Regions from separate parts of the Homo sapiens genome. Here region 2 is linked to region 1. Evidence: chromatin contacts called from ENCODE Hi-C data. All regions are on one chromosome and are shown on one strand. The core of a region is the stretch at or near the end of the contact, and the rest is flanking DNA. Distances in the headings are between cores, read along the strand shown.

Region 1 (3,959 bases), core at 688-3,187:
AAAGAATTTGGGGCGAGTCCATAAAGTGAAAGCAAGTTTATTAGAGAAAAAGAGAAACAAAAGAATGGCTACTCCATAGACAGAGCAGGGGCATGGGCTGCTCAACTGAAAATACTTATGGTTATTTCTTAATTATATGCCAAACAAGGGGTGGATTATTCATGAATTTTCTGGGAAAGGAGTGGGATTTCCTGGAACTGAGGGTTCCTCCCCACTTTAGGCCATATAGGGTAACTGCTGGCCCCGACATTCGTAAATTGTCATAGTGCTGATGGGAGTGTCTTTTAGCATGCTAATGCATTATAATTAACGTAAAATGAGCAGTGAGTTTGACCATAGGTCACTTCCATCAACATCTTGCATTTGGTTGGTGTTGGCCAGCTTCTTTACCACTTCCTGTTTTATCAGCAGGGTCTTTTTGACTGGTTTCTTGTGATACCAGTCCTGCTGACCTCCCCCCTCATCCTGTGACTGAGAATGCCTAACCTCCTGGGAATGCAGCCCAGTAGGTCTCAGCCTCATTTTACCCAGCCGCTATTCAAGATGGAGTCACTATGGTTCAAATGCCTCTGACAGAATCACCTTCTAAAAGTCCTATGTCCAAATGCAGTCACTTAGTGGGTACGAATTTGGCGGGGGACACAACTGAGTCCATAGCAAACAGTATTCGATTTTTAATCACATCAGCACACACAATAAGACTCTGAAAAGTGAGTCCCTTGGCTGGGCTAGGGAGAAAATTGTGACAATATGTAGTGTTCCAAAATGACCCTCCTCCCTGCATCAGGGAGGGGAGCACTCAGAACCTTCCAGCTTGGTGAACAGAATTTGTTCTCAGGCCAGGAGCCATGCTCTGTAAGTATGTTGTCTTTACATCTGGCCCAGTTTGATCTTTGGAGATAGACACATAGTGGGTCCCAGATTGTGTCCTGTTGCAAAGATCTGGAAACACAGGCTTGGGATACCTGTATATCAACAGAAACCAGACTAGCAGGTGGTAAGGCTGGCATTGTTCTGTGTTCTTAGGTTTTTTTTTGTTTTTTTTTTGTAGACGGAGTCTTGCGCTGTTGCCCAAGCTGGAGTCGTGTGGCGCGATCTCGGCTCACTGCAAGCTCCGCCTCCCGGGTTCACGCCATTCTCCTGCCTCAGCCTCCTGAGTAGCTGGGACTACAGGTGCCCGCCACCACGCCTGGCTAATTTTTTTTTTTTTTTTTTTTTGTATTTTTAGTAGAGACGTGGTTTCACCGTGTTAGCCAGGATGGTCTCGATCTCCTGACCTCATGATCTACCCGCCTCGGCCTCCCAAAGTGCTGGGATTACAGGCGTGAGCCATGGCGCCTCTTAGGTTCTTAATCACTGGGACACCCACAGGCAAGGCCTGGCTTTTTCCACAAGAAGTATTCTGGATGGAAGTAAACACATCAGTGACCTGAAAGTTCTACATGATTACAATGACTTAAGCTTGAGAATTTTTTTAAAAACAGAGAAGGGAGTAGTAAATGACTAAATATAAAGCACCTAGTGCTGTGTTTCGCAAATGGCAATCACTCGGCAGGTGTCTCAGCTCCTCGCTGCAGCAACCAGGCTTCCAGGACTGGAAGGAAGTCTTCTACATTCAAAACTAGACTCAAACTACTCCCCTCCACCACCCAGTTCTACTCCTGCGCTCGCGATCCTCCTGCCTGGCAAACTCCATGGCCCGACAGATTCACTACCACTCCACTGCCGGACCAGGCACGTCCGTGGGCCATCCACGCCTGGAAAACGGCTGGCTGGGCCGGAGGGGCGAGGCCCGCAGGCGAGGGGGGCGGGTACAAGCCACTTCTTGGGAGCCGCGGTACGCGCAGCCTTGTGGGAGTTGTAGTTTCCGCAGCTCTGAGTCTCCAGGCGAGGTGTCACCACAGGACTCGTTTTCCCGTGCTCCTGTGCGCGGGTCCACTTGGGACGGGTCCCTGAGTAGGTGAGGAGGTGGGTAGGAGCTTGCTTATAGAAAAGTGGAATCGAGTAGTCCTTGCTGGTGGAGCCGCTGCCGCCAGGGAACTCAGGGCCGGCTCCTGTTCCTTCAAGAGTGCTGGAGGCCAAACTTGAAATACAAGTTTAATGTTCCTCGTCGGGCAAAAGATAAGGATCCGATCTCCCCCGGCCCGGTGTGCAGCAGGAGCGACCAACCCCGACCCGGGTTAAAACTCCCAGGGACTCTTCGCTGCTGCCACCTCTTGTTCTCTCCCCCGTTCCCACTCGGGGTCTCCCTCAGGGCCGGGAGGCACAGCGGTCCCTGCTTGCTGAAGGGCTGGATGTACGCATCCGCAGGTTCCCGCGGACTTGGGGGCGCCCGCTGAGCCCCGGCGCCCGCAGAAGACTTGTGTTTGCCTCCTGCAGCCTCAACCCGGAGGGCAGCGAGGGCCTACCACCATGATCACTGGTGTGTTCAGCATGCGCTTGTGGACCCCAGTGGGCGTCCTGACCTCGCTGGCGTACTGCCTGCACCAGCGGCGGGTGGCCCTGGCCGAGCTGCAGGAGGCCGATGGCCAGTGTCCGGTCGACCGCAGCCTGCTGAAGTTGAAAATGGTGCAGGTCGTGTTTCGACACGGGGCTCGGAGTCCTCTCAAGCCGCTCCCGCTGGAGGAGCAGGTGAGAGGTCGGCCCGGGCTGGGGCTGGTGGGGCGAGGACCGTGTGCCAGGCCAGGAGTCTCGCCCTGACACACATCTTCAGAGCTTTACTCGCGCGGAGCGGGGCTCGGGTTGGGTCCAGAAGAAGGGAAAACAGCAGTAGCCAGTGACTCCCCAGGCTCTTGAGCAAAGGACCTGCTGGGGTTAGGACAGCCCCGGAACTTCCAGTTTTGCCCTGATGGCGCAGCCATCAGTAAGCGCTGCTTAAGACGCATGGGAGTCGCCTGGGGATCCTGCTACGTTGCAGATTCTGATTCAGCAGGTGTGGAGTAGTGCCCCAGGTCAGCATTTCTATTAAGGGTCTAGGTGAACTTGAATACAAGGGTGCAGTGCACTTCTGTGTGACCATTTTGAAGGTGGTTTGTCAGAGCTGAAGGGCTGAAGGGACTTTAGTGATAGGAACCACTCTTAACTGAGATTACAGTGGATAAGAGGTCGTTGCCTTTGGAAACAAACTTTATAACTGCTTTTTCTCAGGGTTTGCTGGAGGCCATTTGAGATCTCCTGAAGTTTTTTTTTGTAACAAGTGTTGTATTCTAGGGTTCTCCTTTTCTATTTAAGGTTACTAAACCTATAGTGGGAGGGATCTGAGGTCGGAACAAATTTAAAATGGGCTAGTCTGTGGCAGTAATGTTTTAAAAATCTGTCTGGTTTTGTCAGGATAATTATGACTAAAGCACAAATAGTTTAAAAAAAAATGATTATCTTTCCTGGATGTGACTTTTTATAGCAGAAAGGCCTAGTGAAGAGGAACAGGCAACCTGAAATCCCCAAACTCCCAGGTATTACACCTGTGGAGTGCTTTTGTATCGTTGGTCTTCCAGGTTGATGTTGGAGGAGGTCGAAAAGATTGTCCAAAATTGATGTTAGGTATACTCTTCATAATAACAGTTGCTTTCTAGAAACCTTCAGGATTGTGTCTTTACATTGTACAACTGGAAACCCATTTTTCAAGGTTGGCCGCACATGAAATTAAACTTCTAAAGCATTTTCCACATAAATAAATACATTTGGAAGGCACTTAATTCTATTACCAGGTTTCTAGTTAGCCTTACTCTGGCTTTACCACTTGCTCTCTGGAACCGGGATTTCTTCTTTCATTTTGATTCTTTGATTTTTTTTTCAGTCTCTTACTTTGCCTTTTTATATTAGATCACTAAATTTTCCTTATGATTTTGTATACAGCCCATCTCTGATGCTCCCCTTCCCCCAATTCTTCTCTATTTATTCTTGGTACAGAAGGACTGGGGAATCACATGTAGGAATATATATTATATTCACGTAGAAGA
Region 2 (3,959 bases), core at 400-2,899, 450 kb after region 1:
TGTGGTGGCACACAGCTGTAGTCCCTACTCAGAAGGCTGAGGTGGGAGGGTAGATTGAGCCCAGGAGATAGAGGCTGCAGTGAGCCATGATTGCACCACTGCACTCCAGCCCAAGTGCCAGAGTGAGACCCTGTTTCAAAAAAAAAAAAGTTCGACAGTTCCAAAACACATTAATGTTAATTAGAGTCTGCTAAGTTGCTATAAATACAACAAAAAATTCAATGGCACAAACAAAATATCAGTTGCCTCTCATGAAAAAGTCCAAGATTAGCAGGTGCAGATTGGAAGAGCAAAATTGACTCAGGGAGTGGTAGAAGGAGAGCAAGGATCCAAGGCATGAGCCACAATCCATGCCTCTTACAACCCCTCACATCTGTCAAATAGAACCCTTGTCTGGATGGGCCCTTGTTCTAACCCAGTGCCTGAAATCTTGTATCTGTTATATTGGTGGTTCTACATGACTTTATATTTGAAAAGTTACATTTTAGAAGTGGATATTTTGTATTTTTGGTTACTAATATAACTGTGTGAAAGCACTATTAAAAATACTTTTATTTCGTTAAAATTACCTGTTTATGTTTTGGTCTCCTCCACTAATCTGTAAGCCCCTCTGAGTAGGAAACAATACATTCCTCACTATACTCCAGCACTCAGCTCAGTGCATGGGGATTTAAAAGTAAATTTCTTCCAGAAGTGTAGATTCTTAGATCCAGATTGTGAGGAGGGGAGGAGAGAGGTATAGGTGAGCCGGGGGCGGAAGTGGGGGCAGGATCATCTTAAGGAAGGAGACCACTGCTACTACTGCTGCCCTCCTCCCACCACCTTGCCTCGTTCACAAGACAGGAGGAGAGAAAAAGCAAAAAGTTGGAAAAAAAAAAAAGTAAGATAAATTGCCAGACAACCTTGGCACCACCACCCGGCCCTAGGAGTTAAAAAAAGTAATAATAATAACATCAACCCCTGACCTAAACTACTTGTGTTATCTGTGAATTCCTGACACTGTATGAAAAAAGCATTGTAGCCCCCAGTCACGTTTCCCACTCTTGTTTGATGTATCACGACCCTTTCACGTGGACCCCTTAAAGTTGTAAGCCTTTAAAAAGGCCAAAAATTTCTTTTTCGGGGAGCTCGGCTCTTAAGACGCGAGTCTGCCGACGCTCCCGGCCGAATAAAAACCTCTTCCTTCTTTAATTCGGTGTCTGAGGAGTTTTGTCTGTGGCTCATCCTGCTACAATCTGTTTGAACAGATCACCTGAAAGGTAGGTGTTCATTTAAGCATTTGGAGTAGAACTGGCTTTGGGGTTGTTGACAGTTTTCCCTTCACTAGGAAGTGTTTGTCACTTTAAGGCAAAAACCAGGAAGTTAAAAGTGGATGCAGAAGCGAGCACAGACGGGGCTAGGGGTTTCAGAGAAAGTAATTGAGAGTGCTGGCAACAGCAGCTGAAATATAGAGAAGTTGTAGGATTAACTTTTTCGCCCAAAGCAGCTTCAGCCCACGTTTTATTCCCATCGAGGGAGGGAGAATGGGTGCCGCTGAGTGGGCGGGGGAGTGGTCCCTGAAAGGAGGTGGAGTGCTACAGCCCCTCCCCGTTGGCTCTCGCTGTTTGTCCGTTGTTGGTTTATAGTAATTTGACAACAGCCGCCTGTTGAGTCTCCTCCAGATCGCAGCTGAAGGATCTGTTGAGCGCTTCAGGAAAGGCGGTGAGATCCGGTACCGCAGCAGAGCACTCTCAGCTCTGGGTCTTGCAGGCGCAGGGCTCCCCCATGCCAGCAGAAAGATTTCCTCTGGTGAAGAGGACCGTCGAATCTGTCCTCCTCAAGACACCTCTTGTACAGAATTTATTCGAATGCCACGGCCAAGGTCTTCCTTGAAAAATGTTAACCGATGTGTGCTTTTTGTCTTTTGTCATCCTTTCTTTAGGACAGGCGACACTAACAGGTGAAGATCTCGGGAGACCATGACTAAGAAAAGAATTGCTGTGATTGGGGGAGGAGTGAGCGGGCTCTCTTCCATCAAGTGCTGCGTAGAAGAAGGCTTGGAACCTGTCTGCTTTGAAAGGACTGATGACATCGGAGGGCTCTGGAGGTTCCAGGTACATACATCTCCTAGTCCCTTAATACTTGAAACCCTCCCTGCAACTAGGTGCATACGACAGTTTATCTTAACAGTGTCAGGTGGCCGGGCGCGGTTGGCACACGCCTGTAATCCTAGCACTTTGGGAGGCCGAGGCGGGCGGATCACGAGGTCAGGCGATCGAGACCATCCTGGCTAACACGGTGAAACCTCGTCTCTACTAAAAATGCAAAAAAATTAGCCGGGCGTGGTGGCGGGTGCATGTAGTCCCAGCTACTCGGGAGGCTAAGGCAGGAGGATGGGGTGAACTTGGGAGGCAGAGCTTGCAGTGAGCCGAGATCGCCCCACTGCACTCCAGCCTGGGTGACAGAGCAAGACTCCGTCTCAAGGAAAAAAATTAAAAAAAGATAGTTAAACTTATTATATTCCAAAGAATACCAGCCACCTTTATTGATCTCCAAACTGACATGCATTGGATTTGCTGGGTTTGCTTTTATTTTTACATTTTTTGAAGGAGAATTTTTATTCTTTTTATTTACAGAAAATTCAGCAGTGTACATTTAACCCAGTTTAGTGGCAACTTCTTTCACCTTTCCCTTTTCCACTTTGGTGATTCAAACCCACAGATTTAGGACCCAGGACATTGCCTCCCCATTGGCAGCGAATCTCATCATATCTGTCCATGTAATTGGTTCTGAAAACTGCCACCAACTTAGCCACACCTCCTTTGTCTTCCTAGTGAACCTGTGTGAAGGCAACGTCGTGCAGGTCTTCCTGTGGACTAGACATCCCAATCTTACCTCACCCTTGATAATGCAGTAAGGGACCCCCATTTTGGGACACAGGGCAGGCAGGAAGACAACCAGCTCGATGGGATCCGCATCGTGTGCAATCACCACCAGCTGAGTCTTCTTGTTCTCCACCAAGGTGGTGATTGTGTTAACCCCTGCTGGAAAGACGGGTGGTGTCTCGATGGGGGTATCCCCTTTGCTAGCAGCTTTCTTCTCAGTCCAGGACAACAGTCTCTGCTTCTTCTCTTGTTTTGTCTCTGGTCTGTGCTTGTGGGCCCGCGTAAGCAGTCAGTAGCTGTTTGGCAGTGCGAAGCCTGGGTGAACTGGTTAATGGCAGGAAGTGCTTTCAGCAGCTTATAAAAGGATAGCTCTTTGCTGCTGCAACCTGATATAGGGGGGCCATCTGACAAAGAGGGTGAGGTCTCTTTGGGGCTGTATGTCCTGTCCAATGCCAAAATTCTTAGGCTTTTTCTCAAACAGAGGATTCACAACTTTTTTGTCTTCCTGCTTCTTCACTGATAGCAGGGGCGGGGGCCGCCTTCTTTCCCTTAGCCTTCTTTCCTATTGGCATCTTGGGTGGCTAGAGGAGAACGGGTTTGCTTTTAAGCTAGTTTTCTGAACATTTAATAGTATTGAGGTGCCCTAGATAAGTTTTACGTTTCATATTTCATAAAAACTAACACATTGTTGGCCAGCTACATAAAAGTGGCTTTATAGCATTTCTTAGTTGAACCGAAATACAATCCTTTTGCACCCTGACTCTGTTTTGGGGACTAATTTTATGTGACAATCATCCTTATTCAGATCTGGAGTGGATCCCCTTAGCTGACCTGCATACGTGTATCATCATCAGTCTTGGACATGGGCTAAAAGCCTGTTGTTTTTAGTAAACAGCAGAAAATTCTGCTCTTAAAATCCAGCCACAATATGGTATGGAGGTTAAGAATGCAGTCTTAGGCTCAAACCTTATTTCTGTCACCTACTAGCAGTGTGACTTTGGGCACATCATTAAGCTTCTCTGTACCTGTGTTTCTTCATCTTTAAGAAGTGGATAATAATAGTATCCACTTTATAGAGTTATTGTCAGGAGTAAG

Evidence for each region. A loop is a pair of places that touch in the nucleus more often than their neighbours do. Pooled maps may share reads with other maps.
Region 2: a loop to region 1 is called in a pooled map, with 4 times the contacts of the local background. The contact joins the promoter of FMO5 here to the promoter of ACP6 in region 1. A Hi-C loop is called at or near these places in 4 of 50 pooled maps.

What each region holds. Positions count from the first base shown.
Region 1 is chr1:147,668,502-147,672,460 of GRCh38, reverse strand. It overlaps ACP6 (acid phosphatase 6, lysophosphatidic), which reads left to right and starts at 1,937. Exons shown (of 10, transcript NM_016361.5): 1 at 1,937-2,631. The coding sequence starts at 2,413. RefSeq lists enhancers at 1,475-1,544, 1,985-2,234, 2,875-2,934, 2,146-3,089.
Region 2 is chr1:147,223,029-147,226,987 of GRCh38, reverse strand. It overlaps FMO5 (flavin containing dimethylaniline monoxygenase 5), which reads left to right and starts at 1,649. Exons shown (of 9, transcript NM_001461.4): 1 at 1,649-1,701; 2 at 1,922-2,093. The coding sequence starts at 1,959. It also overlaps a transcript of CHD1L not described here and the pseudogene RPL7AP15.